2 separate regions of the Mus musculus genome follow, and region 1 is linked to region 2. A link is a loop called in an ENCODE intact Hi-C map of the cell type or tissue named here. Cell type or tissue: left cerebral cortex. All regions are shown on one strand. Region 1 holds the start of Nt5c2 (5'-nucleotidase, cytosolic II). Region 2 overlaps Nt5c2 (5'-nucleotidase, cytosolic II).

Evidence for each region. Peaks named below come from ENCODE experiments on the same cell type or tissue, not always from the same donor. Only the 100,000 strongest peaks of a DNase experiment are listed, where the experiment ranks them.
Region 1: it touches region 2 in a loop (6-fold over the local background); 7 of 42 quality-filtered maps call a loop at or near these places.

What each region holds. Positions count from the first base shown.
Region 1 is chr19:46,956,616-46,964,615 of GRCm38, reverse strand. It overlaps Nt5c2 (5'-nucleotidase, cytosolic II), which reads left to right and starts at 2,308. Exons shown (of 18, transcript NM_029810.5): 1 at 2,308-2,344. In left cerebral cortex, no CTCF peak of the experiment used is centred here; DNase peaks (open chromatin) are centred at 2,746, 4,365, 4,822, 6,755 and 1 more place; H3K4me3 peaks cover 2,494 bases; H3K27ac peaks cover 3,311 bases.
Region 2 is chr19:46,904,947-46,912,946 of GRCm38, reverse strand. Nt5c2 (5'-nucleotidase, cytosolic II) reads left to right here. Exons shown (of 18, transcript NM_029810.5): 4 at 7,855-7,972. Among named protein-coding and RNA genes, the nearest start is that of Nt5c2, 53 kb to the left of the region's middle. In left cerebral cortex, a CTCF peak has its summit at 3,843; DNase peaks (open chromatin) are centred at 3,775 and 7,894; H3K27ac peaks cover 6,121 bases.

The DNA.
Region 1 (8,000 bases), 52 kb before region 2:
GAGATAGGGGTCTCTCGCTGAACGGGGCTAACTGATTGGCTAGCCTGGCTGGCAGGAGCCCAGGGGTCCTGTTCTCACCTCTTGGTCTTGGGATGATAGGCTGCATAGAGCCATGCTGGCTTCGTGTGGATGCCAGAGAGTGGAACTCAGACCCGGTGCCTCGGCCTCTCAGATTTCTCAATTATAAAAGTAACACAATGTAGGAAAATTTGTGAAGAAGTATAAAGAAAAGCCAGACGTGGTGGCTCATGCTTATAATTGTAGTTGAGACAGGAGGATTCTCATGAGTTTGAAGCTAACCTGTTCTACAGAGACTCAAACAGGAAAAGGAAAAATAAGAATAAAAAGATACCTAACTCTTGTCACTGAAAGCAAACCCATTATTAACATACCCTGTTGTTACTTCTCTGTAGTCTCTGTGTGCACTCTCCTTTTTTCCTGTCAAATGTACACAGCCCCCTACCAGTCCCCCGCCCCCCCCCCCCAGACAGGGTTTCTCTGTGTAGCCCTGGCTGTTCTGGCATTCACTCTGTAGACCAGGCTGGCCTGGAACTCAGAAATCCGCCTGCCTCTGCTTCCCAAGTGCTGGGATTAAAGGCGTGCGCCACCACGCCCGGCCCCGTACCAGTCTTTAGTCACAGAACTGGGCATTTATTTACTTATTTTGAGACAGGGTCTTATTTGGTAGCCCTGGCTGGCCCAGAACTTGCTCTGTAGATCAGGCTGGCCCTGAATTCAGAGATCCACCTGCCTCTGCCTCCTGAGAGGAATTCAAGGTAAGCTTTAACCACTCCAGGCCTACCTACAAAACCAGGCTTTCTAGAAACATACTTGGCTTAAAGGTGGTATTAAGCTAACTGCAAACTGGCTTACATGCCATTTTTCCCATGTTGAAAAGCCTAATAGGTGAAAAGCCTAATAGGGGCTTATCCTCAGCTGACCTAGGCAGGGTGAAAGGCACAGGAGGGTAAGTAGAAGCTGTTAGCAGAGCCCTCCTGTTTTCAAAAACACCCTGTGGTTCAGGTTGACTGCAAGTGTAATGAGTCAGTAGTATGTCTGCCAAGAACTTTCTTCTCTTTTTCATTTTCTTCTCCTTCCTCCTCTTTCTTCCTTGTTCCCCCCCCCCCCCTCACCATTGCTTCCTCTCCCTTTTTTCTTTCTTTCATTATGTTGCTCAGGTTAACTTCAAATTCTGGGCTCACGTAATCCTCTTGCCTTAGTCCTAGCATCTCCAGAAGCTAGGACTCCCGGCAAGCTACCATACTTAGTGTTCACTGAGAACTTTACTGCACAAATGCAAGGCGCTGTTACAAAGTGGAAGCCATAGTCCTCCTTGATTATGATGGTACTACAAAACTTGGCTTAGTCTTGGATGATACCATCTAAAGGAAATCAAAATCAAATCAGCCAAATGCCTGAGAGAAAGACAAAGATCCTCAGAATTAGGACAGAGGAAAAACAATGGGAGGGATCAAATATCCCCAACTCGGGAAGATCTTGGGCAAAGTCCAAGGTCGAAGAACCAGTAGATCAGTTGCTTTTCCGAGGCTCCCAGGACTAGAATTTGGTCTTTGCGATGAATTCCAGAGCTGCCCAGACTAAGGAATGCAGTGTTCTGGACATAGTGGGTGGGCTGTCTTGTAGTGAAGTACGGTAACGGGTGTCAGTGTATTCAACTACTATTTATTGTTTGCTAGGATCCAGAACTAAGCCTGGAGTCTGTATTGTTTCATTCTATCAATAATATCTCGGATAAATCAACTGTGTGTAGTCAGGTTCCTTGGTTGGTTCCCTGGGTAAGTAGTGAAACTAGGATTTGAACTCATTCTGATAAACCCCAAAGCTGGTCCCTATGATTATCATGGAGTTGAGTTCAAGGTCTTCCAGGGAGACCCTCTGGTTCGTTTGTCTAGGAGTAAGCTGCTAGGAGTAAGGGACACACTCTTCCCACCTTAGGGAAAGCCTCTCGCAGAGTAGGCGTGGTCACCTAAGGTAGGGGCGGGGCAGCCAGGAGTGTGCTGAGGGGAGCAGGCAAAAAGCCAAGAGGTGGTTATTCCTAGGAAATGGATAGGTTGTTAACGTGCATCACCCTCGGAGTTTAGCAGCTCTGGGAGTTCTGTGGTGGGAAGTTCCCCGAGCCCTGTGAGGGGCCCTGAGACAGGACCGCCCGCCAGGGAGCATCGCCGCGGCCGGCTTCTGCGGCGGAGCCCGGGTAAGGAACAGAGCGCCGGTCCCTGGCCGGGCGCGAGCTGGGGGCGGTGCCGGGGCGGCGGGGGCGGGGAGGGCGCGCGCCGAGGCGGCTGCGGCAGTTGCGCGCTAGGATTGCTGCCGTGCGGTGCGGCCGGTGAGTGCGGCGGCACCCGCGGCGGGCGGGAGGGGGCTTGGAGCGGGCGGGCGGCGAGCGAGCAGGCTGGGGAGGATGCGCGGCCCAGCGCGCGACCCAGCGGCCCCCGCCGTCCGCCCGGCGTCCCTTTCCTCAGGGCTCCCTACCCCGGCCCAGATCTGCCCGCGCGCCCGCGGCCTCAGCGCCCCGGCGTGGCGCACGCCCCCGGCCCGGGCGCCCCCGGCCCGCCGCAGCCCCTTCCCCGCGCGGCGGCGACGCCCCCGGCCCACGTCATGCTCGCGCCATTGTTTCCCAGCGTCCGCTAGCTGGGACCCCGCCTTTCTCGCGGAGTGGGCGGGCAGGCGCCGCTCTCGGTTCCCCTGGTCTCTCTGGGCTGGCAGCCTGGCCTCAGTTCTCGTGAGGCGGGTGCGGGGCTCCCCTCATGGGCTGCGAGCCTGGCAGGGTTTGGATCTGCCCGCGGAATGGCCCACGAGCCAGTTTTGTGGTGCGCAGTACTTCCTGGAAAGCTCACATCAATTGCAAGTCTCGCCTAAAGACGTTTGGAGGCGGTTTGTCCCTCGCCTTTTTTTTTCTGGGGCCCCCGAAGCCCTGCAGGGCGAGATGCAGAAGTGGGGCCTGTTACAAGAACAGCGTTTTGAGCGGTTGGCTTTGCCTGGCCGCAGCCTTTAAAAGCATTAGATGAAGGTTTGTGTCGGATTTGTTTCACAGCCTCGGTAGTCGAGGGCTGTGCTCTAATAGAGCACTCTGAAATGACTAGTCACTCAACACGGTTGCGTGTTCCCCACCACTTCTCTGCGCCCCCCCCCCCCCCGCACATTGTTTCATAATGACCGTAGACCTATAATTTTTCTTAAGGGATGCAAATTCCTTTGGCCGTCATGTGTAGGGGGAGGATGTTAAAACGGTGCCATTTATCGTAGACGTAGTGAGTACAGAAAGACTTCAGGTCTTTCACATAGTCACCTTAGCATTTTCCATCAATGGCTAAGAATGTAAGAGAAGACATCAGGGCTTAGAGGTTCAGTTTAACAAACCAGCTGGTTAAAAATTGCAATAAAATCGTTGCGGGTGCTCGTAGTGGCAAGGTGGTTATGCTGGGCTGTTGATACAAGGATTGATGCTTCCCGGCTTGCTTCCGAAGAGCATTTCCATTACAATATGAACCTGTTTGTAGGCCTCGAACAGGCTCTGTACCCTAGTGGCCTCGAACTTGGGATCTTTCTCTTCCAGGTCCCTAACAGATATTAATAGGCTTGTTCCACCATGCCTGAGCTTGAAAAACTGGTTTAAGCTTCACTCTTACCAAAAAAATGAACAAAAAGCCAAATTCAGTACTATTGGTTGTTGCATTATTCTCAGCCAGCATTAATCTGTAAAATAAGATGCCCTTCAAGGTTCTGTCGTATGAAACAGTACAGTCATCAGAAGCGTTTGGTAAATATGAGTACTCAGAGTGCCTGCTGGCCTTACTAGATGACATACGTCTTCCTGAAGAGAGCCAGGTTATGGGGGACTCAGCTGTATGAGGAAATTGGTGTCTCAAACATGGTATTTAGAAAAAGTTGATGTTTATGTTACTGCGTTTCACTATGCATCCCAGGTTATCCTAAAAATTCTTCAGTTTTCTGAGTACTGTGCACACATTTCTTGGCCTGTGTCTATAAACTGTAGGTTCTCAGTTTGGTGTGGTGGTTCACTGGAGACGCAGGGTCAGGTGACAAGCCTGGTCTAGGTAGCAAGTTCAGGACAGCCAGAACTACTAGAGACTCTGTCTCAAAACAAAACAACAAACAAAACAAAAACAAAAAATAGTTTTTAAAAAGTGTACAGGATCTCTCTACTGGGGACTGAACTAGGGACTAAGCTTAGGCTAGGCAAAGCAGTCTACTATTGAACTACGTTCAGGCCTTTTTTATTTTGAGGAAGAGCCTTTTTAAGCTGCTCATTTTGGGTTCCTCTTCCAAGGGCCTAGCACCCACCCGCGCACCTTGAATTGGCCGTGTAGCTTAGGCGGGGCTCTAATTTGGGATCGTCCTACCTCAGCTCTCCAAAGCGCTGGGATTGTAGGCATGTGCCACCATGCTTGCCTGGGCTTGAGAAAAAGGGGGTGGGCGGGGGTGCTTTACTGCTTCACTCTTTCCAAAAAGCAAAACAAAAACCAACCTGCTGACATCTTACCAAGAGATTTACTTATGTTTTACTTTTTTGTTTTCTAGCTTTTTTGCGATAAGGTCTCAGACATTTTGTGCTCTGGGCTGGTCCCAGAGACCTGCATAGCTTGGATTGCAAAGTGAGCCACTACGGGTGACCTCAAATGTAGGTTTTTACTTAGTGATGATTGCTGAGTACACACTGCTACTGGACTTGATCTTATTTTCATTTTTGGATGCTTTATACCAGGCCTTTATGCAGGATAGCAGGCAGTGCGGGCACACATGCTTTCAGGAAGTGTTTGTTGATGTGATGTTTTTAGCTTTTGTGACAGCATCTACTAACATGAGATGCTGACTATCACAAGGCATATGCTAAGTGACAAGTGAGTAGTGAAAGCTGTACTTCCAGCCAGGAGACAGCTTACGGACAGTTTAAGGGCAGTAGTACCAGACGAAGCTAGTAACAGATGTTCTGGTAAGCTCTTTACAACATAATGTGACTTGGATTCTTTGGAGCTAGAGCAAAATGAATAAAAGGAACCCCTACCACCCCTTTAAAAATAATATGTGGGAGGGGAGGTGTTTTTTTTTTTTTAGGTTCAAACCTGAGGATGTTAATTTCCTTACATGAAGTTGATAACAAATTATCATGGAGTACTAAAATTTTGTCATTGGACCATTACATATTTTTTATGTTATATTCATTCATATTTTATGTGTTGAGTGTTTTGCCTGCATGTATGTACACCATTTGTGTGCCTGGTGTCTATCAGGATCCAAAGAGGGCATTGTATTTCCTGGAACTGGAGCTACAGATGGTTGTGAGCCACCATGTGAGAGCTGGGACTTGAACTCCGGTCTCCTGAAGAGCAACCAATGTGCTTAATCTCTGAGCTATCTCTTCAGCCATACCAAGTCGTAAGGGGCTAAGGATGGGGAGTCTCACTAAATCTTAAACTGGCTTGGAACTCAGTAGTTCAGGCTGGCCTCCAGCTTGCAGTTCTCTTGCTTCAGCCTCTTAGGGCTGGGATTATAGGTGAGGGCCAACACGTCTTGTTTTATATAACTTTATTGATTGAAATTTGATTGCATTCTCTAGAGATTGGTTGCAAAAGTTTGTGGAAAATAACTAGCAATAAAACAACAAAAATCCAATAGCAGTAACAGAAACCCCCCTAGTATCAGGAAAGCAAAAATCCTCCCCCTTTTAATGCTGACTACAGAATCAAAAAGATGAAGTTGATGTGGAGACTGTTGAACTGTTTATTCTACCATTTGCGTGTCTCTGTTGGCTGGGAGCCATTATGAGAAATGCCAAATGAAAGAGCCCTGTGTGACAGGATCAACTTGGAAAACCTGGCACCTGAAACTTAATAGCTTTTCTTAAAAAAAGCGATACCAGCTGTGGTGAAAGCAGGACAATCAGGGGCTTAAGGTTGCTGGTTACAAATGGAATTCTAGGCCAGCCTCAGAGTCATGACACCCTGTCTCAAACACACAGACATTTTAAATGTTAGCGTGCTTTCATTCATATGACTAGTGGAATGTACTTTTTTAAAAAGTGTGTAATAATTTATTTAATCTGTTTCTTTTTTGTTGAAACATTTCATATGTGAGTACTGTAAAACCTTCTTCCTTTACCCCTCAACTCTTCCCATGCACACATCTCATCCTCACATACATAGTCTCTTGTTACTGTAGCATATGTACATACACATCTATAACTATAACCTGGTGAGATCATCTACTGTTACTCATATCTATGTGTGTTTACAGCTGACGACTTGGAATTGAATAACCTGTCTGGGAGCTCATCTCTAGAGAAGGCTGATTCTGACTTTATTACCAACCATTAATTTCCTATAGCACTTCATATCGGTGGGGCCTTGGGACTTCTCCCCATCTGATGTTGGCATGTGAGTTGGTAGTGGTTTTTTTCAGGTCTTGTTTAGGCAGCTGTTGTTGAGTGTTCATGATGCAGCTTTCCTGCCACACAAAGGACGCTGTCTCACAGCAGACATCACGGTCCTTTGGCTCTTAGAATTCCCTCCTTTTCCAAAATGTTCTTGAGCCTTGGGTGTAGAGATTGTGCTGTAGACCTATCAGTTGGGTCTGGGCACCCACAGTTGGTTGTTTTCTGCATTTTGAACAGTTTTTTGTGGCTTTCTACAGTGATCTCTGCTTGAAAAAAAAAAAAAAAAGTGAGAGCTGCACTTTCCTGTGGGAATAAGGAGGGGTGCTGAGCATGTGGCTAGAACTTACACTGTCTATAAGTGGCAGCGTTGTAGGTTCTCTGGGTTCCATGGCTTCACCAGCCACAGCTCGGATTCCACAGCTAGGATTATAGTGCCTAGCATGGATTCCCTCCTGTTGAGTGCACCGGAGTCCAGTTAGTAAGTGTCACTGTTGCATCTTTAGTGATAGCTTGCATTACTCCTTCAGGTGCTGTGAGAGCTAGTCCTTGGGTAGGAGACTTCTAGGTCATTTCCATTCCAGTTCCTCCAAGTCCCGTATGTGAAGTATATGTATGTGAAGTATATGCTATCTTCAGCAATAGGCTCTTACCTTCGATTTTTGGGGGGCAATCAAGGGCAGTGGTGGCAATTCCTTCCATTATTTTTTTTTGGACTTGTGACCAACAACTTCAAAGGAAGTTGCTTATACCTAGCAGTAGGGTTTTTGTTTGATAGTCTGGCTTTTAGGGGTAAATAAGTGTTTTTTAAAGTTCCTTGTTTTAGTTTCATGGAATATCTAGTATATAGTGTTGTTTTGTGGTACCAGGGGCCTTGTGTAGGCAAGCGCTCTACAACAACACGTCCCCAGCCTTTTTTTCCCCACTTCTAAACTTTTTACTTTGATAAGGGTTTTCGAAAGTTATCTAGGCTGACCTAGACATTGCCATGAAGCCCAGGCCAACCTTGAGCTTAATCTTCCTGCCTTCAGTCTCCAGAGTGGCTCCCAGAACAGTCTTCTGCTACTAGACCCGATTTAAAGTTTCTTTCTTTGGGCCAGAGAGATGGCTCAGCGGGTAAAGGCAGTATCCTTGCAAGCCTGACAACCTGAGTTTGATCCCTGTGCCCCACATGGTGGAAGGAGAGAATTAACTCCCACAAGTTGTCCTCTGATGTCCATATGCATCCTGTGGCACAAGGGTGTCCTGACCCAAGATAGATACATATAATAAACATCCCCCCTCCTCTTTACCTAATTCAGTTTTTCTTCAGACACCAGAAGAGGATGTGGCATCCCATTACAGATGGCTGGGAGCCACCATGTGGTTGCTGGGAATTGAACTCAGGACCTCTGGAAGAGCAGTGCTTTTAACTGCTGAGCTATCTCTCCAGCCCTATTTTGCTTGTTTAAAGTACATTTAACTTACTGTGTGTAAACACACACCAAAATGCATGCCCACACAGGAACATGTCTTTGTGTACACATAGGACAGAGGACAACTTGTGGGTATGGTTCTCCTTCCCCCATGTGGGACCCAGAGGTTGAAGCTG
Region 2 (8,000 bases):
CTCCTCTCATCCCTGTCCTCTTCCCTCTCCCTCTCCCCTTCTCAGAGGAGGCCTCCCACCCCAGGTACCAACCTGCCCTGGCACATCAAGTCTCATCAGGAATGATAGCATCTTCTTCCACTGAGGCCAGACAAGGCACCCCAGCTCAGCAAAGGGATTCAAAGACAGACAACAGAGTCGAGCCAGAGACAGTCCCTGCTCCGATTGAGACTGAGCTGCACATATGCTGCATTTGTATAGGGGCTTAGGTCCAGTCCATGACTGCTCTTTGGTTGGTGTTTCAGTCTATATGAACCCCCATGGGCCCAGGTTATTTGGCTCTTTAGGTCTTGTGGTGCCCTTGACCCCTCCAGCTTCCTCAGCCACCAACCAACTCTTCCCATAAGAGTCCCTGAGCTCTACCTAATGTTTGGCTCTGGGTCTCTGCATCTGTTTCCATCAGCTGCTAGCTGAAGCCTCTCAGTTGGCAGTTGTGCTAGGCTTCTGTCTGCAAGCATAGCAGAGTAGCATTAATAGTGTCAGGGGTTGGCGCTCTCCCATTGGGTGGGTCTCAAGTTGGGTTGGTCATTGGTTGGCCATTTTCTCAATTTCTGCTCCACCTTTATGCCTACACATCTTGTAGGCAGGGCAGATTTTGGATCAAAGGTTTTATGGGTAGGTTGGTGCCCCCCCCCCCCCTCCACTGGAAGCTACAGATGTTAGTCAAATCAGGCTTCATATCCTCCCAGGAGCTCCCCCTTCCCAGGTCTCTTGCTTGTCCCAGAAATGTCCCCCCTACCAATTTCTCTTCTCATTTTCAGCTCTCTCATCCCCCGTCCTCTGCTCTCTTCACACCCGATCCCTGCCTCATCCCCTTCCCCGCTCCCTCTCTCCCTCTCCCACCCAGTTCCCTCTCTCCATTCACTTCTGATGTCTATTTTATTTGCCCTTTGAGTGGGATTCATACACCCTCCCTTGGGACCTCCTTATTACCTAGTTTCTTTGGGATTGTATCATGGTTATTCTGTACTTTATGGCCAATACCACTTACAAGTGAGTACATGCCATACACGTCTTTCTGGGTCTGGGTTACCTCACTCAGGATATTTTCTAGTTCCATCCATTTGCCTGCAAATTTCATGATGTCCTTGCTTTTATTTTAATAGCTTGGTGGCATTCCTTTATGCAAATGTAACACTTCTTTTTTTTTTTTTTTTAAATCCATTCTTCGGTTGAGAGTTATCTGAGTTGTTTCCAGTTTCTGGCTATTACAGATAAAGCTGATATGAGCAGAGTTGAGCAAGCGTCTTTGTGGGATGGTGGAGAGCTATATAGCTGGGTCTGAGGTAGAACTATTCCCAGTTTTCTGAGAAACTGCCAAATTGATTTCCATAGTGGTTGTACAAGTTTGCACTCCCACTGACAATGGAGGAATGCTTCTCTTTTTCCACATACTCGCCAGCCTGTGCTGTCACTTGAGTTTTTATTTTAGCCATTCTGACAGGTAGGTATAAGATGGAATCATTTTGATTTGCATTTCCCTGATGACTTGATAGGTTGAACATTTCTTTAAGTGCTTCTCGGCCATTAAGATTTCTCTGTTGAGAATTCTGTTTAGCTCTGTACCCCCCTTTTAAATTGGATTATTTGGGTTGTTGGTGTTTAATTTCTTGAGTTGTTTATATATTAAACATTCTTTTAAACTCCCATTTGTATTTGTTTGCTTGCCTATGTGTTTATTAGAGTTTTATTATGTATCTACCTGGCCTGTACTAGACTTGGCTGTGTAGACTTGGCTGGCTTTGAACTCAAGACAGTTCTGCTTTGGCTTCTTAAGTGCTAGAAGACATTCGTATGGCATCATATCTGCCTTACTACTTTTCAAAAAACCATGTACACATGTACCTGAGCGAATGTAAGCCCCTCGTCTGTGGGTAACAGTGGAGAGAGGTAGGAGGTGGAGGAGCTGGAGCTAGAGTGTCAGGTAACACAGGTGCTGGGGCCTCACCGCAGCTAGCGCTGTCTGGATGAACAGGAGGCTCTTAGCTCCTGGGTCACTTTTCCTGCTCTGCCTTGGTACTGTTAAACAAATACGTTTCTTAGTTACCATTGAATTTTGTTTTTCAAGAATGGAAACATTGGCAGTATTTTAAGGCTCTCTCATTTACTTTACTTAGGTACTTAGTAACTTGGAGGGTTTAAAAATATTACTAAATGTGTCCCATGATTTCCAAACTTTTCGATCATTTGTAATCCCTTGGGTTAGAGAAAAGTTGCCTGTGTGAGTTGCTGGATCACACTTTTTGGGCTGTTATTTATAGTAGAAAAAGTCCTGGTAACAGTTGATGTGGAACTAAGAAGGTTTTATTAGTATTTTCTCTTTCAAAAATGCTTATTAATGTGTTTTCAAGTTATAATTACAGAGGACTAATACCACATAGCCTAATAATTAAATATAAAGAACATTGATATTGATTTCATATACAGCCTAAAGGCTAATGACCTCTTGGGTGGGTGGACTGTTGTCACTGCTGTTCATATTGTCTGGTAGTGATGGTTTCTTTTTTATATACTGCAGCCAACCATTTCTGCTATTCCTATGATTACCATCTTCCTTTTACATAAAAACAAACAGAAAGCCACAACCTAGGACTTAAAGGAGCCTCACCTATAAAGTGAGACATAATGTATATCTTAAAACTATCCATATGTTTAAAGAATACACATGTATATTCAACTCAATTATTTTGGGATATTTGTTTTAACTATGAAATCTAGTATTCTAATTCTTCTTACTGAGAAAAAAATGTCCACTGACAAAGTGAAAAGTTTTAAACTTTCCTTTCATTACAGATGTAGACATTTCATTAGGCTTATAGCAGCATACAGTTGATATGGTACATGTAAGGATGACAGCTAGGTGTTGAGGGATAGTAGACTGGTAGAGGGAAGTTCAGCATAAGTAGATACTTGAAAGCAAGATGGGGCTGCTTTGTATTCTGTTTTCTTCTTAAATCAGGCTTCTGAGCTGTAACAGTGTAAGCACCATTTACTAGCCAGTGTCCTCAGCAGGACCCTGGAAGCCACTGGAGCTGACTAATTTAGTCTTCTCTTACTCTTTTGGCCTAAAATTTTATTATCAGACTATCAGACTTGGCTTTTATTCCTAACCCAGATTGCCAGAAGAAGAAAATAATACACAATACTTGGGCTTATTTTCAATGCTCATATTTTGTTATAGTCAGCTAGAACTAGTGTCAGTGATGGTTGGAGGCTCCTAGACTGGAGGGCAGTGTTAACTCCTGTAAACCTATCTCCAAATGTTGTCTCTCCCTTCCAGTTCATCACAACAGTTTAAAACCAGCTTTTGTTTTTGTTTTGTTTTGTTGCTTTGTTTTTTTTGTTTTTTGTTTTAACAGGAAAGCCAGTGTAACTCCTTCAAGACTGGAGTGGCACACACTACCTGCATCTGCCTCATGTGAGTTCTCGTTTTGGGCAGCAGTGCTCTGCTAGGCTGCAACCTCTGTAGAGGTTTGCCCTTTATTTTTCTAAAATCTGTAAGCTCCTCCTCACACAGTGTGTCTTGGTGACAATGGTAAAGATGCATAAGCGCTCCAAGCTTCTGGCAGAAACTTTCCTTAGTCAAAGGAGCGCCCTCTGCTAATGTCAGCTCTGCTTTGGTTGGGTGAGCAGCTTCCACACAGAGCAGAGCCCACAGCTCCATCCCCACAGCATGCAGTTATTTTTGAAGAGCTGTTTTTCCTTGCAGATTATTGAGTAAAGAATATCTTTAAATGCGCTCTGTAGCTTCAACTTTCAAAGCTTTGGCTGTTCTCTTTATAGTCTTGTTACGTAACCTGAGAACACTGTGTGCTGTCCTAGGGGCTAAAGCAGGGTGGTGTTTTGTTTTGTTTTATTTTTTTCCTATTTCTTTTGGACTTTGGCCCTTAAAACAATTTCTTTCTTTGTCTTTGGATTTTGGGTAAATTGGGCTAGGCTCAGAATTTCCTCCGAGAATAAGTAAGCAGTTGATGTGAGATTGCTGCACTCAGAAACCATTGTCCAGGGTTGGAACCCTGGGAAGTTAGTTGTGAGAGCAATGCTTGAAGCTTTGGATTATTCGCTTTCCAGTTTTGTGAGAAGAACTGAAGTTAGAGTTTTTTGCAGCTGTGGCAAGACATAGAGCTCTGCAGCCTGAGGAGATAGAGGCTGGTCCTGCAGGGGTCTGTAGCCAGGGTAAAGGGCCCACTTGATGGGGGAATAAAAAGATGTTGTTTTTTTTTTTTTTTTTTAATTTTTTAACTTTTTTTTTTTTTTTTGAGACAGGATGCCATTAAGCAGCCCTGTGTGGCCCGAAGCTCATTGTGTAGGGCTGTCCTTGAACAAGGAGGGGTGCCTGCCTCTGCCCTGAGTACTTCTTTTACCTTTATCCGTGGAGAAGGTAGCACTGCATAAGCTTCATGACATTTTGCAACTGGGTCAGAATAAGTGTTGTTTTTTTCCCAGGGGCATTTGGAAGAAACATCTAAAGTCCTGTTTTGTGAAAGACAGTTCTGCTCCTTCAGCTGCGGCTGTATTAGATGTAGGTCTACAGATGATTTAGTGACCTGGGAGTGTGCACCGCTGAAATGATTATCCGAGAGGCTTACGAGGAGATGTCAATAGCTTGTCCATCTTGCTGATTAATATAGAGCTTGGTGAAATAGATAGGGTTGTTAAAGAAGTACTTGGACTCTCTGTGATAAATCCATTCCCACCCAAGACCAGGGCAGTCTATTCTGGTCCAGTTGGAAGAAATCAGAAGAGTACAGTGTGCTTCAGCATTCAAGCTTGAGCTTTGATGGCCTGAATAACTGGACGTTCATAGCAACAGTTACAGACCCCAGCTCAGGCCAGCGAGTGCAGAGGACTCGTTACGTTTCTGGGAAGTACCATGAACTGCCTTAGAGAAAGGAGACTTAGTGTTTCCAAGGTGAATTTATAGAAAGTCACCATAATTAAATATTTGAGAAGTTTTGCCCTCTGAACACAGTGTAGGTGTGGTATTTTGGTTTTACCATTGTTTCTTTAGGATTTAGAATTATTTTTGTATATTTTTTCACTGGTGAGATTGTTTCCTAGGTATGCCAGGAAGCTACACCCACAACACCTCAGTAACATAGCTGCCTGAGGATGACGTGAACAGTAACTGTATCACTAGACATGCTAATGTACAAGTGAGAGATCTCACAGATTCCACATTAGTTAGAGACCTACAGGCAACTAATGACTACTGCTAGAGAATTACCCTCTCCCCGGGATAGCCCCCTAATTGATTATTTAATACAAAGTAGTCAGCCTTGAAATCATATTCATACAAGCCACACTGACTGGACTCAGTCACATTTATATATTTATACATATATATTCATTGGTGTGTATATATGCAACAACAATAATAAGAGGCCATTAATTTTAGAGGAAGTAGGAAAAAACACAAGAGGGTTGGAGGAGGACAAGAAAGGGAGAATTTATGTTATTATATTATAATTTAAAAGCTTTATTAAGAAAAATAATGCTAAATTAATTAGACCTTCAGTTAAGATTATCTCATGGACATAGTTTTCAATGACCAATTCATCATAACTCATTAACCACAGAAAATTGTCAATTTAGGCATAAGTTTAAGAGTGGTGGGGGAATAGGTCTAATTTGTTTGTTTCTTTTTAAAGATTTGATTATTTATTATGTATACATTGTTCTCCCTGCATGCGTGTTTGCACACCAGAAGAGGGAACCAGATCCCATTACAGGTGGTTGTGAGCCACTATGTGGTTGCTGGGATTTGAACTCAGGATATCAGGAAGAACAGCCAGTGCTCTTAACCTCTGAGCCATCTTTCCAGCCCCACGTTTAGTTTTTAATCTTTGTTTTGAAGGCATATTCAGCAAATTATCCTTTTTGAAATATTAACAATTGACAAGTATTTTACATGAGCTAGATCTTAGAAAAAAGTTAGCTGTACTGGATTTTTTTCTTGTATACTTTTGAATTAAATAGGACTTTTGATTATTATGGGGAAGTTAATTTGGGTTTTTAGAAATTTTGTCAATAGTGGCTTTACAATTGGCATGACATCATGGCTGGGGAAGGTAGATGAAGGATGCTAGTTTTTGGTTTTGTTTTTCAGTGTAGATCAGTTTTGTACCAGGGTACCATGCTTTACTGGTCACCAGCTCTTACTCTGCTGATACACGTGAACACACAGTGCTACCTTTACCTTTGCCACAGGCACGTCAGACAGACTTGGAATTCTGTGTTGAAGGCTTCAGGGTTTATTTTTTTGTTTTGAGGGATCATAGTATAAGTAGAGAGGCTAAAGTAGAAGTTATGGGGGGGGGGGGGAGAAGTCTAGCTGCTTTTGAAAATATCCAGAGTAGCTGAGAATGGTGACATACTTCTTTAATCCCAGTACTCAGGAGGGATAGGCAGGCGGCTGTCCTTGAGTTTGAGGCCAGTCTTGTCTTCAGAGTGAGTTCCAGAACAGCCAGGGCTACACAGAGAAAACTTGTCTTGAAAAACCAAAAAAGAAAAGAACATATCCAGAGTTAATGTTAGGGAAGACCAGCAGCTGGAGGAAGGGGTTCTTGGTGAGGTCGGGGTCAGGGGCAGGGTGTGCCAGCCAGGAGGACTCTTAACAGGTAGAGACTCTGGGAGACTGGCACCCAGAGTCGATTTGATATGTTAAGCACAACAGTTAGCAGTTTGTCCTGGATTTGAGACCTAACAGTACCAGTTTAAATAGGCAGACAGATGGCAAAGTCCAGTTCGACTGTGGGCTAAAGATGTTAATAGTAGATGGGAGAACTGTAATGACCTAACAGGGTTGAGACTGAGAACGGAGCAGATATCTTTGTCTAGGCTGGAGTTTAGGAATAACAGGTTTCTGAAATTTTATTGATTTTTGTAATGTGACTGACTTTCCTGCTCCTGGAAACAAGAAAGGTTTTAAATGTACCAATTGGAAGAAGTGTATTTGAAGGAGTGACATTTTATTGTTGAGCTGCAGTGATAACACTTAAACTCTTTCATTGTGTCAAATTTTAGACATAGTAAAGAGAAACTGCACAGCTGAAACCTGTGCCATTTAGCTTTTAGTGAACAGTATGTTTATGAAGCAGATTAGGAGAAATACGTAGTTTTACACACACATTTGCATGTGACCATAGTGAAGGCCATGTCTGGTGAGCCAGATTTTAATACCTAATTTCTGGTTTGCAAAATAGATTTTGCTCATTGTCTTAGATGTGTTTTCTTATGGTTTGTTTGCAGTGGTACTCATCAGGAATGATTTTGCAGGTTGTAACAGTGTTAGGCCTAACAGCTGTTTGGGCTGATAAGAAGATGCATTTGCAAGGCAGAACATTGACAGACAGACCAGATAGCTGATTAGAAGACCACAGAGCATCTACCAGAAAAAGCTAAAATTAAAGTATAAAGACAAGAGGGACAAGCTTGTTCTGAATATTGCTGTTTCAGTTACAGTAAAGCCTCCAACAGATACACCTCTCTTACCAAGTTTGCTCCTTATTCAGTCTCACTGTTAATATCATAGCTATATATATAGAGTTAGATTGTCCCTCTGCCCCCGACACTAAATTGTGCAAGTCAAAGAGTAGATATAGGAAAAGTGTTGACAACAGGCTAAAAACTGTTCAGATAGGACCTGTTTCTGCCAATGACTGAATTTCCTTAGTACGGGCTGTATAATACAGAATACAAAGTTTGAGGGAAAAGAAGAAAGGAGGGATTGGGGAAAAGGAGAGACTCATTCATTTGGCCTCACTTCTCCTGGGCTGTTCTTCCTGCTGACTAATGAGCCTCCTCTTTGTGCAGTGTACAAGTCTCCAGAATATGAATCCCTTGGCTTTGAGCTTACTGTGGAGAGATTAGTTTCCATTGGCTATCCTCAGGAGCTGCTCAGCTTTGCATATGATTCTACATTCCCTACCAGGTAACATTTCAAGATATTTTTGGATTAA